Regions from separate parts of the Mus musculus genome. Here all the other regions are linked to region 1. A link is a loop called in an ENCODE intact Hi-C map of the cell type or tissue named here. Cell type or tissue: heart. All regions are shown on one strand. Region 1 holds the start of Gm34636 (a long non-coding RNA gene). Region 2 overlaps Gm34922 (a long non-coding RNA gene). Region 3 overlaps Cnnm1 (cyclin M1). Region 4 has its middle 14 kb from the start of Gm4311. Region 5 overlaps Slc25a28 (solute carrier family 25, member 28).

Evidence for each region. Hi-C counts contacts between places; a loop is a spot of excess contacts. Peaks named below come from ENCODE experiments on the same cell type or tissue, not always from the same donor. Only the 100,000 strongest peaks of a DNase experiment are listed, where the experiment ranks them.
Region 2: it touches region 1 in a loop (4-fold over the local background); 14 of 42 quality-filtered maps call a loop at or near these places.
Region 3: a loop joins it to region 1, with 7 times the contacts of the local background. A loop is called at or near these places in 3 of 42 quality-filtered maps.
Region 4: a loop joins it to region 1, with 3 times the contacts of the local background. A loop is called at or near these places in 7 of 42 quality-filtered maps.
Region 5: it touches region 1 in a loop (4-fold over the local background); 7 of 42 quality-filtered maps call a loop at or near these places.

Annotation. Positions count from the first base shown.
Region 1 is chr19:43,568,431-43,573,430 of GRCm38, forward strand. It overlaps Gm34636 (a long non-coding RNA gene), which reads right to left and starts at 557. Exons shown (of 3, transcript XR_877867.2): 1 at 237-557. In heart, CTCF peaks have their summits at 43 (motif pointing right) and 2,726 (motif pointing right); a DNase peak (open chromatin) is centred at 2,771; H3K4me3 peaks cover 997 bases; H3K27me3 peaks cover 3,997 bases.
Region 2 is chr19:43,621,040-43,626,039 of GRCm38, forward strand. All of the region lies in intron 1 of Gm34922 (a long non-coding RNA gene), which reads left to right. Among named protein-coding and RNA genes, the nearest start is that of Gm34922, 7.4 kb to the left of the region's middle. In heart, a CTCF peak has its summit at 3,116 (motif pointing left); no DNase peak of the experiment used is centred here; H3K27me3 peaks cover 4,697 bases.
Region 3 is chr19:43,493,898-43,498,897 of GRCm38, forward strand. It overlaps Cnnm1 (cyclin M1), which reads left to right. Exons shown (of 12, transcript NM_001373992.1): 12 at 1,062-3,313. The coding sequence ends at 1,141. Among named protein-coding and RNA genes, the nearest start is that of Got1, 28 kb to the right of the region's middle. In heart, CTCF peaks have their summits at 2,118 (motif pointing right) and 4,678 (motif pointing right); DNase peaks (open chromatin) are centred at 2,184 and 3,734; H3K4me3 peaks cover 1,143 bases; H3K27me3 peaks cover 714 bases.
Region 4 is chr19:43,653,705-43,658,704 of GRCm38, forward strand. No RefSeq gene overlaps it. Among named protein-coding and RNA genes, the nearest start is that of Gm4311, 14 kb to the left of the region's middle. In heart, a CTCF peak has its summit at 2,241 (motif pointing left); no DNase peak of the experiment used is centred here; H3K27me3 peaks cover 2,177 bases.
Region 5 is chr19:43,662,562-43,667,561 of GRCm38, forward strand. It overlaps Slc25a28 (solute carrier family 25, member 28), which reads right to left. Exons shown (of 4, transcript NM_145156.1): 2 at 4,354-4,582; 3 at 3,211-3,267; 4 at 1,240-2,082. The coding sequence ends at 1,565. Among named protein-coding and RNA genes, the nearest start is that of Slc25a28, 9.8 kb to the right of the region's middle. In heart, a CTCF peak has its summit at 3,088 (motif pointing left); DNase peaks (open chromatin) are centred at 170, 3,270 and 4,700.

The DNA of each region.
Region 1 (5,000 bases):
TGTGAAAGTCCGTGCGAAGGCAGGTACCCTTGGAGGCCAGAAGAGGGAGCCGAATGGCCTGAGGCTAGAGTTACTAATAGGCGGTTGTAAGCTATCCGACATGGGTGCTGGGAAATGAGCTCAGATCCTCTGCAAAAGCAACACTCTTAACCAATGAACTGAACTGTCTGTCTAGTCCCCACGTTAGTTCTTTTATATACAGGTGTATAGAAAAGTATCAGTTAAGAATTGCATACCTCCTGAAAATACCTTATAAAGCAGAAGTTTGAAGAACTCATATGCCGCAAATGAAAACACAGAATCCCCCTGCAAAGGGAAGACAACCACACATTAAAATACCCATCTGCAGAACAGAATAAGGAAAGCTGGAAGTACTAAGGATCCAACCTGTGCTCTTGATACATAGCATACTCATACATGTTCTAAACTCCATATGACCCTGTTCTTACTTTGTCTAGCTTTCAGGGAGATCTTAAAACAAGACAGGCATTTACTCACATAAAACAAGTGGAAAGAAAAATCAGGGTATGAAAAAGTTAAGACTGTCAGGCAACCAGGACTAACCACAAGGCAGAAATGTCACAGAGCAGAATCCACACTCTTGCCCTGTAGGCATGGGCTAGTGACCTTTCATCTCCCCCATATCACCGGTCTAAATCAATTTAAAGGGATCGGTGTAATTGCTACAAAGTGTGTTCTCTGGCCACAGTGGGATTAAAATGGAAACAAACTAACAAAACGATCATTGGAAACAATCCCCAAGCCTTGGGAAATTAACTGACACCTTCTAAATAACCCACAAATCAAGTAAAAGTCAAAGGGGAGACTAGAAACTTACGGGAGAAAATGAAAATTCACATTAGTGTTTGAGGGATAGTACGGAAGCAGTCCTCACAGTAAACCCAGAGCACAAAGAAGGAAAAGGTGGGCCACGTGACTCAGCAGGGAAAGGCATTTGCTGCAGGATCCCTGGGACCCACACAAAGGTTTCCAGAAGACAAGAATTAACCCCGCAAACGTGTCCTCTGACTCCCATGAGTACCTCTTCCTAAATACACATATCATGCATGCACAATAACAATTCATTAATATAATAAGTTATATAAATATATAAATTGATATAATTGATATAGAGATATAAAAATTCATTAATAAATTAATCTAATATTTTTAAAACAAAGAAAAGACTCAAGACAATGAGGGAAATTATCAGTGACTTCACCTCAGAAAACTGGGGGTGGGGGGGGAGAGAAAACAAAATTTTAAGTTGAAATCATCAGATAATAAAACACAGACATAGAATTTTAAAATAAGAAAAATATAAAAATCAAGGAAAATAGACGTTTGGTTCATGGAAGAGATTGATAAAATTAATAAAGTTGAGCCAGGCTACTCAGGAAAAAGAGAAGATAAAAATTATCAACATAAGTTACAAAACAGGCGGCATTTTTGCAGACCCCAGCATACACTGAAAAGCTGAGGAAATATTATGAAGAATTATACCAAAAAATTAATAACATGTAAAAATACACAATAATAATTTGAAAAGCCTCTTATAAAACAAAGAAATTTAATTAATATGCTGTTAAGAAAACAAACGACTAATGCACCCAAGGATGTGGGGGAAAGGACTCCTTACCCACCGCTGGAGGGGGTGTGAACCCGAAGCCACTGTGGACATCAGCATGGAGACGCCTCAAACAATTAAAGAGAATCTGATCCTCTCTTAGAACCTCTTGGTACAGAATCAAAGGGCTCAAAGCCAGACTACTACAGAAACCCTTGTATACTCCTAGTTACTGGGGCACCATTCTCATTACCAAATTACAGAACTAACACCTACCTGCCCACAAAGCCGGTGGATGGGTAAAGAAGTGTGGTAAGATATGCACATGAAGTTTTATTCGGCCATAAAGAATGTCAGTTATAATAGGCAAGCGAATGGAACCGGAGATTACCAACTTAAGTGAAAAAATTGCCAAGCTCAGAAAGACAAAGAGTAAATGTTTTCTCTCATGTGTAGAAGCTAGAGGATAGAGAGAGGGAAGGAGAGAGAGGAGGGCGGGGGGATGAACCTGAAAGGAGAAACACCGTGGGTGTGGGTGTAGATGGGGAGGACAGAGGTGATGAACGTAATCAAAGCATACGTGTGCGTGTATGGAAAGGGCCACGATGAAATTCTTGCCTCCACATGACTGGTATGTGCTAATTTTAAAAACAGAAGTCGTATTTGTAGATAGCTTTTCTAGAAGGAAAATTCCAGGCTCATATGGCCTCACTGGTGAATTTCCTCAAACACTCTGGGAGTAGAGAAATACCGATGCTATACTAAGGGCTTCCAGGAAGAAGAAAAGTAGGACCGCTTCCAAATCCATCCTCGGAGGCTCGCATGACCCTGAGAGCAACACCAGATGAAGACACTGGAAGTGAACTGTGGAGGCCAGAGACATAGCTCAACCGCAGCATCCATGCCTAGTGTGCCTCAAGGCTCCGGATTCTATCCCCAGCACGAAAAGGGGATGAGAGCAACAAGAATAAGTAGACCGATCTCCCTTAGGAATGCACGCATAAAGATCGTAAGCCACAGCTTATTCAAACAAAACTTCCAGAGATCTGTGGTGGTACACAGCTATCTTAGCAGCAAAGGTTGAATTGGAGATTCTTAATAGTTTCAGACCAGCCTGGGCTACACAGTAAGCTCTGGGTCCCCCTGCAACTGCCCTGAAAGGCCTCCAGGGGGAGCCTTAGCATTCGATTCCTTCGCTGCTGGCAGACACGCCCATCCCACGCTTCCCTTCCTCCCCACTCAGTTTCCTCCCGATATTCGGCAGGGCTGGAAGTAAAATCATTTCTAACCAGAAGAGGATCCAGACGGTATATTCATTGTAGGAATCGGACCCGACGGGCTGTCTGACTTTCCCTTCGCTCAAGCAGCCAGTGGCTCGTTTTGCCCAATTCCACACACCACAGGTTAGAGAGATCCTACCCTTTACACAGAAGTAGGACCTGCTACAAGAAGTGTTCCCCCGACTATTTGTCGTCTGGACACATGGAGGTTGAATTTCTTGGGGGATGGGAGGTGGGGTGGCTTGGATCTGGCAAGCTCTCCACCTGAGAATCAGGTTTTCGGGCACAATGCCCGTCCCATTGTGGCTCAGGAGCGAACTGCTGTTTCCTTCACGGAATAACCACCGACTCAGACCACAGCGTTTACGGCAATTGCTTCCCCTAACCGGTTCCCTTTACCAAACACGGCTGCTCTATTTTTCCAATTTTGTTTAATATTTAGACTGAAAAACAATAATGTAGCAGAAATCGCCATTCCTGAGAGTAAAAACCACGCGGAAGTCATCTTGGTATACCTTGTAGCGCTATGCCCTATCTATACAGGGAGATTGTTATGCACAAGATGTAAACACAGCAAGTAAATGAATGGTGTATTCCAGCCTAATTGGAGACTAGGGACTGTAGGTGTGGGAGGCCACGCTCGTGCTATTTCCACTTACTACACGCAGGCTGAGCGAGTGTCAATGGCTGTGTGTGACGCTCATAGCACAGATAGTGATTTCTGGAGTTGTGATGCGTGGCTCTGTTTTTGCAGAGCTAGTCAGAGTGATGGCTTATCCTCTGACTGGCTTGACCATGTCTGTTCACTTGGTGATCAACTAATGGCAGAGTACTTGTGTCAAATTACAGGCAACACTTTTTGGCTACTTCTCCTATGTGGCTACAAAGTCTCGTTCCTCTCTCCTTGAATCTGGCTGACCCTTCGTGACTTAATTCATCCAGTATCATGTGACAGAAGTGAGATTTTTGACACTTTAAAGACTAGGTCATAAGAAATCGTGCAGCTTTGGTCAGTGACGCTGGAGTAAATGCTCAGAGCATGCTGAGGCCACTCTGCTGTCTGGACTCTCTGACTGCCCACTTAAAGATGCCATTTAGAAAAGATTCCTGGGAGCTGGAGAGATGGCTCAGTGGTTAATGTCTCTGAATACAGCTACAGTGTAATCATATAAATAAAAATAAATAAATAAATAATATTTTTAAAAGGAAAGAAAAGAATCCTGACAGCTTCACATAAGAGGAACACTCAGGTGGCTATAGCCATTGCTGCCATTTGATAGTACCCTGAAGCATCTCAGAGGTCCATGTGTAAAGGCCCCAAGGGAACTCTTTATTGCCCAGAAGTATAAGAGATTATTTTTTAAAGAAAGTATTGATCATCTAGCCGGGCAGTGGTAGCTCACGCCTTTCATCTCAGCACTTGGGAGGCAGAGGCAGGTGGATTTCTGAGTTCCAGTCCAGCCTGGTCTACAGAGTGAGTTCCAGGACAGCCAGGGCTACACAGAGAAACCCTGTCTCTAAAAACAAACAAACAAACAAAAACAAACAGGAGGAGGAAGAGGAAAAGAAAAAGAAGGAGGAGGAGGAGGAAGAGGAGGAAGAGGAAGAGGAAGGAGGAGAGAAGGAGAAGGGGAAGGAGAAGGAGAAGGGGAGGGAGAGGGAGAGGGAGAGGGAGAGGGAGAGGGAGAGGGAGAGGGAGAGGGAGAAGGAGAAGGAGAAGGAGAAGGAGAAGGAGAAGGAGAAGAAGAAGAAGAAGAAGAAGAAGAAGAAGAAGAAGAAGAAGAAGAAGAAGAACTGAAAAAAAGACTTTCATTAGATAAGGTACTGGCATTCTCTACATGATTTCACAAGTTGTTGTGAATTCTAACTGGGTTACATATGCATGTGCTGTGTGGAATATGCATGTGTTCATATGTGTGAGTAAGTTTAGAGTGTTTAATTTATCTAAAAATAAATTCCCAGCCTACCTGATACGGAGAAGCTCTGTTTTGCAGGAATTAAACTTGGCTGAAGATCTTCCCTGAGTCCCATCCCAAAGCCTGACGCATCGGCGCTGGCTGCAGCCAGCAGGTGTGTGTGTAACCAGGGCACCGAGAGCATCTGCTGGCTTAGAGAGCCCGGACCCACCTCCGGCCCCCAGTGTCAGTGAGTCA
Region 2 (5,000 bases), 53 kb after region 1:
TCTTTAGTGATTTTAACACACACTTGGTATTAAATACACACCAGGTTGGTATTAATACACACCAGCTTCAAACTCAAGATCCTTCTGCCTCCACCTCCCAAGTGCTGGGTTTCAGGCCCTTTCTATCATGCTCATGACTATACAAACTTTTCTATAGCCTGTTGCACCAGCTTATATGCCCACTGACCGCCAGAAACGCCACATGGCCACCACTACTTACACAGTATTTGGGGTTTATTTGTCTCTAATCTATGTCATTTTAAACCAGTGTGGAATTTAAAACAAAATTGTATTCACATGTTCAGTTGTAAAACTGGTTAGCTAGCCACAGTGGTGGTGGTGGTGGTGGTGGTGGTGGTGGAGGTGGTGGTGGTGGTGGTGGTAAAGGTGGTAAAGGTGGTGGTGATGGCAGTGGTGGTGGTAGTGATGATGGTGACGCTGGTGGTGATGGTGATGATGGTGATATTGGTGGTGATGATGGTGATGGTGTTGAATGATGGTGGTTATAACTGGAGTTTCTCGAGTCTGAGAGATGTTAGGCATGTATCCAGCTTACAGCACCCATAGCAGCAGTCAGATCTGCACCCGCACCACTGCCAGACTCTCCTTTGGGAATGGGATACTGCAGAGCACATCAGGAAGAGGCTAATGCTTAGCTATTGTAATCAATCACAGATCTGTTACTGCCCACCTCCCCTCCTGCTGCTCACTGAAATCCCACATGGAAGGAAGGAGACAGCAAGCCTCCCTGTCAGGCTGAAGCCAGGGCAGAGAAACCAGGTTTGGCTCTGGCTGCAGTTTCAGTGTGGGGCTTGGTTCTGTCATTCATCAACTAGCTTCGATGATCCTTGGGTACTGTATCTCATGTTGTGACACAAAGTCATCCCTGGGAAGGTGACAGCAGAGAGACTTTCCTCTGTGTCAGGGTGTGTGTGTGTGCACGCATGTGCGAGAGAGAGAGAGAGAGAGAGAGAGAGAGAGAGAGAGAGCAACAGAGAGACAAACACAGAGATCCCCTCCTATTCTAGGAATTACCTTGTGAGTTAAGTATCCTTTGTTTATATACTTTGAGGCTTAGAGAGATTTAGGTCATTCCTCAAGACCCACAGTAAAATACAGCAATGACCCCATGTGTGTGTAATCAATGCCACTGAGAACATTTCTGACGTCTTCTGTCTCCTTTCCTATGCAAACAGTGCGACTGGGCAGAATTTGACGTCTAGATCAAATTAGATGCTCCTGCTAACCCTCCTTTTGGATGGACCTAGATGGACCATGGGCTGCTTGCAGGTTAGCAGATGAGCAAAGAAACTGTTGTGCTGTAGTCTGAGTGGGATTCACGCTGTGTGACAGGGGGTTCTCAGACAGCTATGTGCAGACAGCGTGCTTCCCCAGGGGTAGAGAAGAGAGCCTCAAGCACTTCAGTTCAACAATGGAATATATATATATGTGTGTGTGTGTGTGTGTGTGTGTGTGTGTGTATACACACACACACACACACACACACACACACACATATATTTTTTTTACCCAAATGCATCCTGGTTTCCTTTAGAACACTCGCATCTTCTACCTTTTACTAAATGTGTCTCGAAAGGAGCTGTTTTGTAAAGAGTGTCTTTGAAATAAGGATTGTCCAACACTTGCTTGTGGTTCTAGGGTTTCAAGGCGCATATTACATAATATAACACAAACATAAATGATTATACAAGACTCACCCATTGGTTCACACAAACATAAATGATTATACAAGACTCACCCATTGGTTCATATGTGGTTTCAATCTCTAAGAAAAAGGAACAAAAAGGCACCTTGGACCAGCTTGAGAGTAAATTTTTGGGGAGCAACACAGATTAGTTCCCAGTCCACATGGAGCAGCTAGAAACTCATCCCCTCCAGTGGCTACTGGTGGATTCGGGCTTGACGTGGGTATGCCTTACAGCCCTGTCACTTGGTGAACCTCTCACAGAAGGGCTCAAAGGTCAAAGGTGTTGCTCGGTCAGCTGACCTTAAGGTTCCTTCCAGGCTTGAGATCTGCCGCACACCTCTAAATCCAGCCAATCACCAAAGCTCATCTCTCCTCAGCTCCCAAATTCTGTCTTGTTCATCCATCCAGCTTTCTCTCAGGGTCTTAAAAGGCCAAATACGCACTGTGGGTATTTGACCTGTATTTGGTGAAAGAATGCATAACTGGAGGCATAACCGAGCGCTGTAGTTTCTGTCCTACATTTCTGATTCCTGTGGGAACCTTCTGTTTACCTCCTAAAGAAGAGAATGTCGGAGCAGGAAGGGACCAACCAACCCAGTTTAGATGGTGATGCAGAGCCTTTCTCCCTGGGGCACCAGTAATTTCCCCACCGGAGTCTACTACTTCTTTTTTTATTTTATACATGTCTGACCTTTTCACCCATCTTGCTTTCTGAGTGCAGGCAGGGCTCAGAGGGGCAAGATCTTAGACGTTCCAAATCAGTCTCCCAGCTCTGTACTCTACATGTCTCCAGTTTGTGTTCAATGCTGTACATGATACTTGTGTAACACACACACCCTCCTTACACACTCAACACTGGGGTTATGAGCATGTATGCATGCTATGTATGACTATCTGGGGCAAAGACAGCTTCCACCAGGAAGCTACTATTCAGAATCTCTTTTGATTGAGTTCTTTTGGGTTCAAATACACTCCATGGATTTCTCTGGTATAGAGACATGGTGAGTTTTGTTTGGTTGTTTTACTAACAAGCCATAGTTCAACTCCTTAAAATATCAGAAAGTATTCTAGACATTCTAGAAGGTTTGTAGCAACTCTACAATCCCAAATCATAGTAGCTCCATTTTGCAGATGAGAAAAGTGAGTCTCGGGGAGTCAAAGCAACTTACTCAAGGTCAAAACTGTCGTCAGATCCGGGAGACTGATGTTGTCTTCAGAAGAGTCTTTGAGACATGCTGGCCAGCTCTTCTGCCCACCTCCTCAACCGCTGCCCTTGGTGAGGATAGAGCCACACTTGGCTCCACCAGTGACATCACCTGTTCAGCATCTTGTGAATGGCACCAGATCCCTGCCAGTGCCCTCTAGTGGGCTCAAGGAGGGTGCCCAACTCCTCTTGGCTGGTTTCAAAGGGTTTCAGCACCCTCTGGTGTTGGCCAGAGGCCCCAAGTCTCTCCAGGCTTGTCTGGACTGTTCTTTAAGGAAGGTTCTAGGCTTTCTGGATCCCACTTCTAGTCCTTTAAGGAAGACCCCATGCCCTGCTTGACGGTGACCAGAATAGGGTAGGGAAGTGGCTGCAGTCCAAAATTCCTCTTTGGAGAGTTAGCTAAGTGATCTGTCAAATCTCCAACTGAGGTCAAATCTTAGCTTCCTTACTCCTCTGACCCAGGACAGGAACCTATGCCTGGCTTCATACTAAGTACTGGAGTTTATTATTCCACCTAACCTTGAGAAGGTCTTAGGGCTGGAGAGATGGCTCAGCAGTTTTGAGCACTGGACCTAGGGTTCAATTCCCAACACCCACATGGCAGCTCACAACTGTCTGTGGCTCTGGTTCCAGGGCATCCAACACCTTCACAAAGACATCTATGCAGACAAAGCACCAATGCGTATAAAGTAAAGATAAAAATAAACGAGAGATAGAAACACAGAGAGAAAGAGAGAGAGATTTCAGTCTCTCTAAGCAGCAGTGCCCTCAGACAAATGGACAGCAAGCCTCTGCATAGGTAGCATGGCTGGAAGGCTGGCGGTTTCATCTCTCTAACAGGGCAGGCAGACCATCAGGTCAGTGTCTCAGAGTCCCTTCTGATGAATAAGCAAACTGCTCTAGTTGGATCTGGGCTCATATTGCAGCATCAGCATCTCTGGACACGTTAGAAAAGAGTTTCATTTACTCACAGTAGATGCAGCTTTTGCCAAGGGGTTGGATCGGCACATAGATGTGTGTTTGGCTGGGGAGGGGCAGGGGCAGGTGGTCACTTTAGTTCAGTGAACAAATACCCAACAAAATGTGGAGTTTTGGGTCCTGCGTATCATAACTGATGTGTTTATCCCCCGAAAAAAATGGCACTAATTTGACATTCTAGGGTCATTTACAGGACATCAAACAACCAGTTTTAGAAAAAAAAATGAGCAATAAACAGATAGGTGCCTTAGCTTCTTTTTGTAAAGAGAAGGAGTCCAGCCCTCTAACCAAGTTTGCTCAATTTCTTTGTAGAGCAGATATTTTCTCGTAGCTGGCCTGACAGTCTAAAGAATTCCTCCTTTGGGCTGGAGAGATGGCTCAGCGGTTAAGAGCACTGACTGCTTTTCCAGAGGTCCTGAGTTCAATCCCCAGCAACCACATGGTGGCTCACAACCATCTGTAATGGGATCTGATGTCCTCTTCTGCTGTGTCTGAAGACAGTGACGGTGTACTCATATACATAATAAATAAATAAGAAGCATCTATGGTGCTAGCTTCCCCACAGCAGGATGGGAGGCTGAGACAGGAAAATCCCGGAAGCCTCGGGCCTCACATATGCAACAATGAGCAAGAGATGTTGACTCAAACAAACTGGGAAGTGAGACCCAATATCTGAGGTTGTCCTCTGATGTCCTGTGTGCCCCATGGCATGTGATCATGCTCACACGTAAACATGCACACACACACACACACACACACACACACACACACACACACACACACAAGATCATAAGAATCACATTTATCTTTGAATAGAAGCCAAAGATCCTTTTCTATACCAACCATCTTGTCAAAGATCATTGTCAAAAAGCTGTATGGATTGCAAAGTGCAAAAGAAACAAAGGGAGATTCTCTTCCAATTGTCCTGAAGGGGCGTCTCGGGGTGTCAGCTGCCAGGAAAGGTCAAGTGATAGACCGTGAAGGTGACTTCTCTTATCCTCTGCCTTCTTTTCAGACTTCCCTCTATCCACTCCCTAAACAAAATTGGAGGTCCAGAGGAGGTACCTCATTTCTCAAGACATACAGGCAGTTCATTCAACCTAATTGTTA
Region 3 (5,000 bases), 75 kb before region 1:
GTGAGGCTTGCATACTCTTACCACAGCTCTGGAAATCCACAGCAGGGCCTGAGCCAGCGCCACACCTGTGATACTGCTCAAATCTGTCCCATCGCACTGGTGATCTCCTAGGACAGGAGTCTTACAGACATGTCTTAAAGTCAAATTCTGACTAGTCATGTGATTTTTTTATAGTAGGGACCTTTGGACCATAGGTCCGTTTGTCATATGTAGTCACAGTGGTAAGACTGAACGATTGTGACAGAGACCTTAGAGCCTGTAAAACCTATAATATTTACTGTATAGTCCTTTGGGAAAAAAACTGTGTCCAGGAGACTCCAAGAAAGGAAAGCAAAGGGCTGGACCATGTCTCTGTGGGTGAGGGTGCTTGCTGCCGGGCCTGAGGGCCTGAGTTCGAGCCCAGGACCCACGTGGTGAGAGGAGAGAATGACACCGTGGCACCCACACGACAACACACATCCATACACACATGTGCAAATGCGCACACATGAAATAAATATTCTTTAAGGAGGGGAAGGAGAGCATCCTCCTCCTGAGACAGAGGTCAACAGCTGAGAAAGCAGGATGAAAATGCTCCTGAAAACCCCCAAAGTCCGCCTTCGAGGGCATTATCCAATCAGCATCACCTGGCCCAGGGTAGGCGGGAGATGCCCTGAACCAGGGCCCTGGGGAAGTCCTGAACCCAGCTGTGGCCCATGGGACACGAAAGACTGGGAGACTAGTACTGTGTGGTGTCTGGCAGTCAGTTGAGCTGGGGCCTTCCAGGGAAAAGAGAGATGGCTTTTGGGGGACTACCTCAATCCCTTCTGTGCACCCTCTACTATACGCTAGTGCCAGGGGGACTGAGCCTTTTCAGAAATGCTCCTCTTTTGGGAAAGTGCTTCAAGGTGTAAAGGTGCAGACATCCGCACCATGGTTCCATTGCATGAGTTCCAAGGCAGGGCTATGTCTCCCCTCCTGCGTCTGTGAGGACAGAAGAGTCCTCAGGCTGCTGACAGTGCGTGAACGTCCCCCGTCCCCCCCCCCCATCCCCCCATGGATGCTGACAACCTGTTTTTCAGGTGGCCGGAAAAGAAAGAAGTCCGCAGACGGGGAGCGAGCCTCCGAGGAAAACTCCAATTTAACGCCCCTGATCACATGACCAGGTCTTCCCTCATTGGCTGAGTGTGAGACTCTGAGGCTTTGGGGGAAGACCCACCCTCCCGTCACTCGCCACCCCCAAGGCCTCCCATCAGTGACAGAACATTCGGCCCTTCACCCTTCACCCCTCAGTCAGTCTGGCACGTTTTATCAGTTGCCTCCAGTCTGACACAGAAGGAGACGCCTGTAATGGAAGACGCTAGAAATGGTTTTGTCTGTAGCATAGTCTAAGAACTGGCCAGGGCCGACGCAAAGCTGAGAATGCCATTCTGAGGCTCCCAATAATAATCTTTGTTCTTTGGTGTCCCTGGGCCACAGGAGACCCATGTCCTGGAATTCACCATTCTTTCTTCCAGGACAAAATAATGCTTTCTACCATAGTTCATGCTTAGCATTCGCTCAGACAGTGATGCGGGCAGAGAGGTGTACTGGAGTCTAGAGGAGCCGGTGTGAAAATCAGCTCCAGGGATGGACAGATGGACAAGGATTGTTCCCTGTTAGTGTGTGGATTCTCCCCACAGCCTGGGGAAGGGCAGTTCGGCTGCAGTGAAGAAAGAGAGAGGAAGCCCTGAGTCCCTGTATCTCCCAGAGACGTCAGTTTGGGCTTCCCGAGTCTATAAGCTTGCTTCAGAAGAGGAGGTTCAGGGGACACAGAGACCAAGTTGTGAGCCAGATACAGAACTTCAGGTTTTAAGTGAAAATAAAAGCAGGAAAAAAAAAAAAAAACAACTTACATGAAAAATTGTAAGTTGTTAAAATTTGTGTAGCCATGATAAACCAAAGAGTGCCCAGGTCGGCCAGGACGGATGTGCCGTGCTGTCACGGGACTTCACTGTGCTTGACACAGGAATGTTGAACGCTCATTTTTCTTTTTCACATACCCCCTCCTCAGGCCTCTTTACTACATCCCTTGCTGGTCAGCTAAGTATTCCAAAAACCTACCAGATCCAGGGGTTTTAGCCCTGGATGTTGGGGCAGATGCAATTCTAATCATAACCACAAGATGGCAGAGTGACCATGCATATCTACTCCTACGAATCATGTAGGTGTTGGGAAACACAACCAGCCCAAGGGAAAATTTCAAAGTCAAGTTTGAGTTTCTGATTCGTTTCCCACCCCATCCTTGCACACCTCCAGTCAGTGCCCAGAGATCCAGTGCTGCCTGCTGAATCTCCAACTATTCCCTAGCTGCCTCCCCCAACCTCCACTCCCACCCCACCCCCATTCAGTCACGGGGAAATACTTGCCCACAGGAACTTTTAACTCAGGGGTTGTTGACCTGGGGCCATTACCCCATGGGGGTCCATAGTTTGACTCCAGTGGGCTAAAGAGCCCTTAAAATTGTCGGAAGTGTTTTTGTGTGTTTTTCAGAAGCTTGAAGCTTTCTTAATATTCTCAAAGTTCCCAGATCCAGGAAGGCTTTTTAACTGTTTTGAATAATGGAACTTTCAGCCCGATGTTTCTGCAATGCAGAGTGAATTCTGGGATGCTTGAGAAGAGTGTTTGATTATAAAGTGGTGAAGCATTCTTGTCAATGGGGGAAGGTTGGGACCCACCAAGACAGGGTCCTTAGAAATCCCTGGCACACCACGCAGTAGGGTCACAACCTACATCCCATATAACTTTTGCCCACTGTCTACCAAACCCACAGTAGGTATTGCCAAGAGGGCCGTAGCCCATGGGAGGGAAGTTTGGAGCCAGAGATGCCTCTTCTGTGTATGTCATGGACTTCACATGCCCCTTGTTTAGCCTGGCTGCCCTGAGGCTCAGCCATGCATGTGTTCTAGCTAAGTCCACAGCCACCTCTCCCAACCTGCTCCTGCCTGCTCAGAATACAGTGCCAGCCCTTAGTGCTGGTGTCGCAGACCTAGGCCAGTAAGTGATGATGAGTTTGGAACAAGATCTCACAAGGGAGCCCTGCTAGGTAAAGTTCCCTCTCATTAGTCCTTTGGCCACCAGGCTCAGGCCACTACTGTTGTATTAACTCCACCCTCTGCAGACCCTCTAAGGGACCTGTCACCATTCCTTTCCCTAGCTCCCAAGCCCCACCCCCCCCCTCCGATTTTCTTCAGGTTAAAATACATTTTAAAAAAAGATTTTAAAATAAAGTATTTATGAAAACTCAATAAATTGTAAATAATTTTTAAATAAAATAAAAATGTGTTTTCCTGGACTAGCTGCTTTGCTTGCCCATGGGATTCTGGAGTTTGAAAATGGTTTCATTTGAGATGCGTGTCAGACAATGCACAGGTGTCAACATCTCACCTGTGTGGCCCACCTGCCTGCAGGGCACTAACTACCCTTGAGGCAGGTGCGAGGCTGAGGTAAGGTTACAGCAAAGTTCGGGTACTTCAGGTAGACTTTGCTTTGGGAAGTCAGGTGAGTCGGATTTTTATAGGAATGAACGGCAGAAGAGGGAAGTAAACCTAAGACTGGATGTAAGTGGAGACAAGGGGGTATTAAGAGGATACTGAGAAGGGCCAGTGGCTGCTGAACCCATGTGACCATGAGAAAAGACCAGGATGTTGGAGGCCAGACCCTACACCCCTGAGACTCTGCTGGCTTTCTCGGACCTTCTGGAACATCAAGATGGCCCCATTCCAGTGGTTCCTACGCAAAGGCTAGAGGCAGGAACAAGAAAGCAGTGGGCCAGAGGTTCCGTGTGCAGTTAGCTGGCTCCAGAAGGCGGACCAGCCAGGCAGCTTGCAAGCAGTGTAACAAGACCATTAGAGGGTTATGCTGGAACAATACAGGATTCTTCTCTGGAGACCCAATCGGGGCTATTCTTTCCTTAATACGCTAAAGGCTGTTTTCTCTGGGCTACACTTAGCAGGTGGTGTAATAAAGGCTGCTTAACTCATTTCTCAAAACTGCCTCTCAAAGGCGCTGATGCCTTTGGACAACTTGATTGAAGTTTTGGCAAGTTGGAGTTTTCTGTTTGCCCACCTCTGAAGTCTACCATGCACCCACATCTGAGAGCTCTTGCAGTGTCCCCCAAACATCCACAGAACCCCAGACACAGTACAGGACACGCTAACCAATTTGTCCCACTTCATCTTTTTTTTTTTTCTTTAAAATACTAAAAACTTTTTTAGCATGTTGGTACTGGCATTGAGACTTAAAGTTGTTTCCTTAATTTAAATAGTTTTGGCACTCCCCCTAGAAGAAAAATTAGAAATTTTTCTAATAAATAAATTTTTATAAAATAAATTTAAAAATAAAAAACTAGAAGAAAAATTCTCTTTCCCTAACAAGAAAAGTATGCCCTAGTAAGAGTTTACTGGGGAGCCAGTCAGTGGTGGCGCACACCTTTAATCCCAGCACGGGAGGCAGAGGCAGGCAGATTTCTGAGTTTAAGGCCAGCCTGGTTTACAGAGTGAGTTCCAGGACAGTCAGGGATACACAGAGAGACCCTGTCTCAAAAAAAAAAAAAAAAAAAAAAAAGGTGGGGGGTGGTTACTGGGTAGGACATTTTGGAGGGCCACATTGATCAAAATTGTTTTTTAAGATTTATTTATGTGTATGCCTTAGCATATGTAGGTACCCCTGGAAGCCAGAAGAGGGCGTCAGATCCCCTTGATCTGGAATTCCGGGCAGTTGTGGTTTCATGTGGGTGCTAGAAACAGAACCCCAGTCCTCTGCAAGAGCAACAAGCAATGCTCTTTTGCTCACAACAACCAAGTCTGTCCCCATCAGAGGTACTGGAGTCTGATGGCTTAAGCCACCCCTAGGGAGAATGCAAGAAACTCTTCCAGGGAAGGCAGCATCCTAGAGCTGAAAGAACAAACCTCAATAAAGGATACAAATGGAAACAAGCTGCAAGCTAACGTCTAATAACCTTTACCTCGTCCACACCCAGC
Region 4 (5,000 bases), 85 kb after region 1:
TCTGCCCTTCTCCAAGTCAGATTTACTGTTGTTGTGACAACATTAAGCCACTTTGGAGGGGGACACTTTACCTCCATCTAGAAAGAATGACTCATGTATGTGTTGGAGGCGGAGGGAATGGCTTATTAGCATCTTGGGAACTGGCAGACTCTCCGGGTGTACTCTCCTTCGCTGTTGGTTGTTAGGACTTGTCCGTGGGGCCAGGATTAGCACTGAGTATGTCCTCCCTAGCTGGACTGGGACAGAGAAAGCTGCAAATCATACCTCTCATCGGTGGGTGCTCCCTGCTGCTCTGCACTGCTTCTGAGCCTTTTCCCAGGTGGGACCCCGTCCGGCCCTCGGGGCATCTTCATCTCTGTCTTTCTGACAGAGAAACTTAGTTGTAGAGGTTTCTTGCTCCTTGTTGGCAGATGGAGGGAGCCATCTGGTGTGCCCGGTTGCGATAAGTGTGTATTTAATGAACAAAGGGACTGAGGAATGACTAACAGCTCATCTCTAAAACTTTAGCCAAAGCAATGTAGAAGGAAATTACTGCTCTATTTAATAGTCAAGTTCTCGGTCTGAGGTATAGCTCATGGCTTAGCACTTGCCTAACATGAGCAAGGCCGTTCAGTCTTGTGGTGAGTGGCACCTGCATATAGCATGCGTTTACACACATGGACTTTGGACACAGATGGAAGAGAAAAGACAAAATACTAATATAAGCAGTAAAATAAAAGAGTTGCTCTTTAAACTATTGGTTATACTCATTATACTTTCTATGATATAGCCTCATTATTTGTGAGTTTGTTAATTTGTTTTTGGGTTAAAGTCTCAAGTAACACAGACTGGCTTGAACTTGCTGCATACTGAAAGGTGACCTTGAGGTCCTTATCTTCTTGCCTCCACCACCCAAGTGCTGTACCGCCATGCTGACTGTATCCAGGCCGGAAGCTGTAACCCTGAACTTCTGGCATGGTAGGCAAACAATCTACCAACTGAACTACAACCTCCCTGGGATACATCCATTTTAATAAGAAAAGATACATGTGTAACACATCTCTGTGTATATAAATACTGTAGTTTTTAAGATGCCCTCTCCTACTTGTTAGTGGATTTGAGAGTAGTTTTTTTTTTTTCCAAATCTCTGTGTAGCAAAGGAAATAAATGGATTCCCTAATGCCCTACAAAACAGTTTATATGATTGGAGGGGGCAGAGACAGACAGACAGACAGACAGAGAAATTTGCAGTTTCGTCATATCCACATACTTGTAACCATGTCCCTCTTTCCCATCCCTTGCCAGTCCCTCTGTGTGGCCTCTGCTCCATACAGACCTGGAAGATTATACATGAAGAAACCCAACGGTCCATGGTTTTCAAGGCGTCACAGTGCTGAGACTGTCACTGCTGTCCCCAAGGGACTGTGCATTTGCCCCATAGGCAAGACAGCAAGTTCCTTCCTGCCCCTCACAGGGTCTCACTGCATAGCCCAATTCTTCTGCCTTAGCCTCCCTAAGTGTTGGGGTTACAGGCAAGTACCACCATGCCCAACTGTACAGCAGCACATTTACCTCTCCTCTGAGCCTCTTAAGACAGGAGGCATGGCTGCTGCTCCAATGGAAAGGCCAGGGTGAAGAAAGCAGATGTCTCTCGCAGGGTGAATGATGCGCAACACATCTAATGCTGGACACAGGCAACTTCAAGGCAGTCCTTTAAGAATAGATCCTGTGCTATGCTCCTTAAAGCTCTTTGACCTTGTCCTGTCCAAGGATTAGAAAGAGCTCTCCCAGGTATCATTGGGTTTCTTTGCTGGGCCACAAGACTGTAGAACATGTGAGTCCGGAGAGGAGAGGGGTGCTCTGGGAGAGAGGGGGAGCTGCGGTGCACATAAACTGATATATGTTCATTTGAGATCTGGGCCTACCAGAGACTTCTCTGAACCTAATTCCTTATTTCTAACGTAGCAACACGCCTGATGCTTTAGGGATTTGGACCTCGAAAAATGCTGTGGAGATTGATTTTTCTCAACAAAATGCTTATTGAGCTTGTTGTCAGGCCCTCTCTGTGCAGCAGACAGAGAGGTCCTAGGCCTCACGTTGAGGAGAAGAGCCGAGTCTCGGACAGTGATACACGAGAGAGAAAGACACAGGACACATGCTCTGGATGGAGGGTTGGAAGGGTTGCCATTTCAGAGAGAATTCAGAAAGATCACTCTGGAGTTAAGAGCATGAAGATGTGAGAGGGACGTGGCGCCACCTGCAGGACAGCAAGCAAAACGGAAGAGTTGTGTAGAGAAAGACATGCACCCCTTGTCTGGCCTCCCTGGATAGCACACATGAGCAGTTAGTTAGGCCTTTCCAGATGATCATCCTTTGTGGGTCTCTTGACTCTCTAGACAGCAAAGTGGCTGTTACAGAGATGTAAGTCTAACATTCGACATGCTTAGAGGCCCTGGGATCCCACTCAGGAGAGCCAGTCCAGGAGCAGCCCGAAAGAAAAACATCAAAACCTCCTTCAAGCCTCTGCTAGAGCGAGGAGCCCCTATTCTGCATGACCTGTTTTCAGGCAGCCTCTTGCCTGGGCCCTGAGTTTCCACAAGCAGAGATGCGAGCTGCAGAGCCTTGGGAACTCTTGGCTGGAACCCTGCTCTACAGCTATGTCCTTGCTATGATGATTCAGGCATGTTTCTTGCTTTTTAGATTCTTGGTTTTATCTCTATCTATCTATCTATCTATCTATCTATCTATCTATCTATCTATCTGTCTGTCTGTCTGTCTGTCTGTCTGTCTGTCTGTCTGTATTTTCACATCAGGACTGTGTTGTAAGAATGAACAGGGCCCAGAACATAGTGTATGTGCAAAAGTTTAAGCTATAGACTTTGAGCTAGGCACGTTGGTACATGCCTATAATGCCAGCGCGTGGGGGAACTGAGGCAGGAGGATTGCTGTTCATGGCTAGTCTGGATTATCAGTCAATTGCAGCCTAGATTGAGCTGCGCAATGAGACTCAGTATCAGAACAAGTGTGCTAAACAAAAATCAAACCACAGACTTTATAAATGTTTTTCCTTTGCCTACATTCCAGAAGCCTGGAGGTAGTAGCATGCGCCCAATACATTTGGTGTAAAAATGGCCCAGAGCATTTCATACTCAGAGTTGTTACTGCTAAGACAAGGCTATTCTTACCTGGAATGTGCTCTTGGAGGGCTAGAGCTGTCTGTCTCTGAACACCTGTGAGACAAGCTAAATCCCTCATCTAAGTCCTTGCTCCGAAGCGTTTTAACGTCTTGTTCTCAGATGGAAGCCGTGTCAAGCCATTAACTTGATACAAACAGGTACCAAGCCTGGTCTTTGCCTGAAGCCAAGACGCTGCACTAACTTCGCACCCAGCTTGGCCATCTTCCAGCTCCCGGGAACAGGGTATCCACTAGACCCGTGCGGCCTTGGGCTCACGGAGCCCCTACTCAGAACCTGCTTCGGCCAGGTGTCAGCATGGAGTGTGCAGCTTCGGAAAGTCAAAGCAGCTCAGAACCTGAGAACAGGGGCTTTTGAGAGGAAAGGGAGGCATGGCTGTGACAGAAGAGCAGGTGGCCTTGGGGTGGCTTGAGGATCCTAACAGCCAGCCCACTCACGGCTGGAGCAGGCTGGTGAGGGGAGTTGCTACCTAAGAGTTGGCAGACATCTATGGTGGACAAGGACAAGGCTCCTCCCATGTTGTCTCCTCCTTGCTTGTCCTGACTCCAAGTGCCACCAGCATTTCTTCTCCTTTGCTGAGACCTGACCCCAGCAGGGAGTAACAAAGTATCATTTTAGGCCTATAGGTTACATTTTCTGATTTTGATAAATATGTTGTGGTTATGCAAGAGGAAGCTTTTGTTTTTAGGAAAACCAGATGAAGATGTTTATGGACAGCAGGATGGGGTAGGGGTGAGGATATAAATGGATGGATGAATCTAAAATAACAGACTGAAGCTGGGTCTTAGTGGCATAGATAGATCTGTGATCCCAGCTACCTAGGAGGCAGAAGCAGAATCACAATTCAAGGCTGTCTGGGCTGTAGAGTGAGTTCAAAGCCAGCCTTTGCAATGAAAGCACCCCACCCCCACCCCTGAATCTCTGACTGACTCTCTCCCTCTCCATCTCTCTGTGTCTGTCTCTGTCTCTGTCTCTCTCTGTCTGTCTCTCTCTCTCTCTCACTCACACACACACACACACACACACACTCCTAAAGCCTGGGAATATAGCTTAGATATAGAGTGATATTCTAGGTTCAATCCTGAGTACAGAAAAACAAGAACAAAAGCTAGAGCAAATGGAAACAAAGACAATGTGTTGGAGCTGAGCGCTCAGCTTCTATGGCCCAGCGAGCCTGTTGTTACACTCACCCAACAGAAAAGGATGTGCCTGTCCTCTAAGCGGCAGACACAAGGGTGTTTGATGTAGTAAGAACTAGAAAAATAAGAATGCCGGAGGCCACTCGTGATAACCTGTGATGGTTAATTGTATGTTCAGATAGCTAGACAATCATGCTAATTTTATGTTTACTTGGCGAGACAACTGGGTGGTTGCTTGATAAAACATTTGTCTACATGCTGGCGTGAAAGCATTTTGGTACGAAAGCATTCATCACATCTGTGATGAACATCTATCAACTTTAAATAAATTCCATTGCATAAAATGTAGAGAGCCCTGGGCAATCACTTTCACTTGAAGGTCTTGAAATCAAAACCCTGGGCTGGAGAGATGGCTCAGTGGTTTAACAGTACTACTGACTGCTGTTCCAGAGGTCCCGAGTTCAATTCCCAGCAACCACATGGTGGCTCACAAACATCTGTAATGGGATCTGATGCCCACTTCTGGTGTGTCTGAAGACAGCGACAGTATATCCACATACATGAAATAAATAAATCGAGAGAGAGAGAGAGAGAGAGAGAGAGAGAGAGAGAGAGAGAGAGAGAAATCAAAACCCAGAGACTGCCCAGAGATGGAACCCAGATTCACAGTCTAATAAGTCTGTCTAGG
Region 5 (5,000 bases), 94 kb after region 1:
TCGTCAGTCCCCGTGAGACCACCGTGCTGCTGTCTAACAGCTTTCTCCTTGCCTGCTTGCCTGCCCGGTCTTGCTCTCTTTAATCCGTCTCCAGGAGCCCAAGTGATCTGTTTAAATGGTGAGTATGATCACGCCTGCCTCACTTAAACTTTGTAATGCTTCACTTCGCCTTAGGATAAACTCTGAACCTCTGAGCACTGCTCTAAGCCCCAGCCCTTGCTCCACTTCCCAGCTGCAACCTCACCCAGTCTCATCCGTGCCAAAAACTACTTACTCTCCCACCTCCACACTTCCCCTCCCTTTCCCCCTATTTGGCTGATCTGTCCTGGGGCCACCTAGATGTCATTTCTTCCAAGTCTACTTCCAGTCCTCCCAAGCTAGACTCGGATTCTCACATCCTCCAGGGGTATTCTAGGTTTAAACTACTCTTTTGGTCTCACTTGTTTTCTAGTCTGTTTATACATCTTTCTGCAGACAAGTCTCTCCTCGAAGTCTAAGGCTCTTATCTCTACCCTAGCCATGGAGGCCTGAGAAATACTCACTACTGAGTGGTAAATGAATGTGGACTTCTTGCTAGCAGCTGACCCACCTACCTCAGAGACCTCCAGACAGCATCCACATGGACAGCAGGTGGCTCTTTAGTCAGAGCCCCTTCCTGTTCAGCTCAGTTCCGAGCCTACTGTGAGGCCTTGGGCACACCACAGCCTCCCAGAGCTCCTGTCAGTCAAAGCCTACCTCACTACTTTGTCAGAACTAAATGAGATCATGTATGTTCAAGTACCTTGTAAAACCTTCAGGTAGGCTGAGGACGACTCTCAGAGGTAAACACAGGCCTGACACTCAGGAGGCCCTGGGCTCTCTCCAGGATCTCAAAATAAACACTAAACAGATTAAAAGTCCAGCCAAGTCTTGTCACACAATCTTCTTCAGGACGTGCAGTCTCAATGAAGAACTAAACTCAGTAAGTGTATTAGAAGGTGAAGTCACTGCTCAGGCAGAACCAGCATCAGCCCCAGGCCCTGACTGACTACTGGAAAGGCGCCAATGGGAGGAGGCACCTGCTGAGGGAAGGGAGATCCTTGAAGCAGACTTGGACAAGGGAGACGGCCCTAAACCTCCTAAATCACCTCGAGTCGGTGGAAACCAATCTACAGACACGCAAACCCTCCTGACTAAGCCTGGAGTCAGGTCAGATACAGCACTGCATGCCCCCTTTGGCAAGACAAACCCAACACAGCGTTTAAAGGCTTTTTTCTTTTTAATTAGGAACCAGGGGATGCGCTGCTTATCCTCTGCATCAGTCTAGAGCAGGTCGCCAGGCCCAGGGTGGAGACGGTGGCAGAGGTACTGCGGTGGGCTTTGCTCAACTTGCAGAGAGCCCAGGAAGAAAGACAACAGTGGCGACAGATGTTGGCAAGAACTAGTGTTAGCCAACTACAGCCTGGAGCAAGCTCTCTCCCTCCTTCCAACTCCTCTTGAGACTGGAGTGTGCCAGCAGCCAGAGAATGTGCTGGAAGGGCAGGATGCAGCCGTGCGGTCGGACCCTGGTCCACTCAGCATCCCTTCACTTGCCTGCCCTCCATTCCTCTTGCCGCTTTGTGATTAGGTATTTGAAAAATTCATACACAGACCATGCGATGGCTGTGGAGGGGATCTGGTAAATGACTCTGGCCTGCACCCCTCGGAAGTAAGCAGTCACCCCGCCTACTTGATAGACCGTCCTGAAGGCACTAGCCATGCCTGTGATGTGTCCAGTAATGTTTGAGTTCAAAGCCAGGGATTCCTGGGTGTTGAGCAGTGTTTTACAAACGTCCAGTGGGGTTGTGGCGGCGGCAGCTACTGCTCCTGCGCAGGCCCCACAGAGCACATGGGAGCTGGGGTTGTACCGTCTCTGGGGGTTAAAGTGCTCTTGCAGGAACTCATAGGTCATGAAGTGAATGGCTTGGAAGGGGACATTCATGGTCAGCTGGGTCGTGTAGCTGCGGTAAAAGGCCCCGGCCCCTTCATTTTGCCACACTGCCCGAACACAGTCTGTCACGCGGTGGTACGGCGAGTTGTACATCTGCATCCTCTGCTTGACGACTGAGAGCCACCAGGAAGGAGAAGGGGAAACGGGGCAGCAACCAGCCAGCGACAGAGCATCCCAATTCAGGGTTTCAAGTCAGCAGATCCGTCAATGTGGTGGGAAGAAAACAAAGGATGGTGAGTTTCCTAAGAGTCTGTATTTCTCTTATTGTAGTGAGAAGGAAGGAAAGGGTTAGTAAGAAAAATTCTAAAATGAGCCCACTCCTAGTAGGAATTCTTTAAAACCAACCAGCTAACACCCAGCATATCTATAGTTCAGTAATCCCGGAGGGAGGGTCTCTGTGAAATGAAGAGCTTAGTATTATCTTAACCTTTCTCAACCACAGATGGCTCAGTGGCAGTGCACACCGTAGTGAGCAGAGCCCTCAAGTTCCGTCCCTTTGGTATGATGGGAACCCTGAACTCAAAACTGAGACTGGAGGTGAAAGAAGAAAGAAAACGCTGCCATGAAAAACCACAGTTCTGATTTGAGAAGCGCTGGCTTCAGTTCCTAGCATTCCCTGTTCCCTTAGACACATAACATGGCTTGAGTTCTGTGCACCTCTAGCTAACTTTAGCTGTTTACATCCCAGTCTTGCCAGACCTACTAAGCTGAAGAAACATGGCCCCTAACCGTTGGCTGATCACCTCAATTCTCACCGAATGTTTTGGGAAAATTTCTCTCCACCCAAAAAGCTACTACCCTAGTAGCAAGAAAGGGTTAAAGTATACAATTTGGTCTTTCCCTTTTGTCTACATTCCAGTATGTGCAATACTTTATATTTTAAAATTATAAATTTTAAAAGACCTACATTCTTTGAAGAAACACAAAATAATTTGAAACAAATCAGAGATCAAATATACTACAAAGCAGACTTCTAGGAAAGGCCAGGCTAAGCCAACAGAGCCGTCACTTATTCCAAGAAAGCCCTGAAGATGAATTAAATCCCAAAGACTATGCTGCCTCAGTAACAGAGGCAAGCCCCCTCAAGTCCTGAACATGCGGAGGGAGGGAGCGCCATCTAGTGGTACAAATAAGAGGATTTGCCACAAAAATTGTGCCCCGGTTTTCTTTGCGAGACAGAACCAGAACCAGAACCAGGCATGAAGACTCAGCTGCCCAGAAGACGGCTGAAGGATCTTTACCTTCCGCTGGATTCATGGCTGCATCATGAAGTAATGTCGCCACACATCCGGCTGCACCTGCAAAGGAGAAAACAACTGCCACATGTCAGGCCGAGAGGGGGAGCGATGCGCTGAGGCCCCAGGTGAAGGTGAGTGACTCACAGGTTAGGGAAGGAAGGTTAAGAGTCAGTCCAAGAGGTGGTTTCAGAACCCACTGCTCCTGACTCCTGCTCCCAGAAAGGAAGGTATACCCCTCAATTAACAATGTCATCACTGCACATTCCATATCTGACAGGAAGGCCCGAAAAGAGCAAAGATGAGAGCCCAGGTGTTTTCAGTAGGGGAGTCTAAGAATAAATGCAGTTATGTCCTGGCAGGAAGCAGATGCACTTCTGGCGAGGCATGCCAGCACAATGGCCACCGGTGCAGGGAGAAGGGGGGGCAGATAGTCGGAACCTCATAATCTAATCTGCTGCTTCTCTGACTGCCTGCAAGCTGCCCAACCTATCTCCAAATCCTATCGTTCTATCGCTGGCCCATCCAGACCTTCCCTTTTGGCCCTAAACCACTATCCCGACTCTACACTCAACATGACTCTGTCTTCAACCTTGTATTGCTATGTCTTCATTTCCACCCAACGCCTAAAACATCTGGCTTCTCCAAACAGTCCCTTGACCCCATCCCCATCCATTTGTCAAGGCTTTGTCGTGTCCTCGACGACACCAGTGCCTCTGGTCAGGTTGGACCCTGAAAGGGTGAGGGGAAGAGCTGGGGCTCCATTAATGACATCCTTGAGAGTAGCTGGGTCACCTCCAATCCTGCCCTGAGAAGTAGGGTACCACCCAACTACCAAGAAATACATAGTGGGGGAGTTCAGTGTGTCTCCACATTACCAGGCATTCGAAGCTGATGCCAGGGAGATGAGAGGAAAGTCAAGCTGGTGGTAAGGGAGGACACTGTGACCTTTGCTGAGGCGCCCCATAGGAGGAGTGGGGTTGAAGCAGCCCGCTGTCCGAGCACGTCAGGTTTGGAGGTCCCTCCCCTATAATCTGGCCTACCCCAGCCCAAAGCTGCAGCTCCAAACCATGCGAGGCTGGGAAGCACTGACAGCAGCAAAGCCTAGAGAGTTTGGGAAGTGGGGACCAGCACAGGAAGGCTCAATACCATTGGCAATATGGCTATTGCCCCCTGGGTGGATTACGTCACTCAATGTCTTTTTTAACTTTTCGTAGCAGGCAAAATAGAGGGCGTGGGCAGGCCCCGCGCCTGTTGCTGTGACGTTCAGCCCCCGCATGGGCCTCCACAGGCCCTCTGTCCTCATGATTCTCCAGAGAGCCTCCAACACGTTCCGATAGCGGGCGGCTGGGTCAGGCTGTAGGCTCTGCATCCGGGTCTGAAATTACAGCAAAAAGAGCAAAGGCGGCGATTGTAACTTCTCATCTACCCCATCCCTCCGGCCCCAGGCACAGGGTAAGCCTGTGGGAGTGACATTGGGCGCCCAGCCTTTACAACTTCCCGAATCTATGAGTCATCTTTCCAAGCCTTGGACCTTTCTTCCTCTAGTCATCCACAGCCAAAAAGCAGAACACCATTACATCCCTAGAGAACACTGCCTATTGGCAACACTCTGCAACTCCAAAATGACCCAGTGCCCCAGTGATAATACCAAGTCTGAGATTCCCAAAGTTGCTGTTTCACCTTAATAAACTCACCTAAGTTTAGAGATCAGGCTAGAGAGCTGGTGCAGTCATTAAGAGCATGTACTACCCCCCACTTTAAAAAAGATTTATTTATTATATATACAGTGTTCT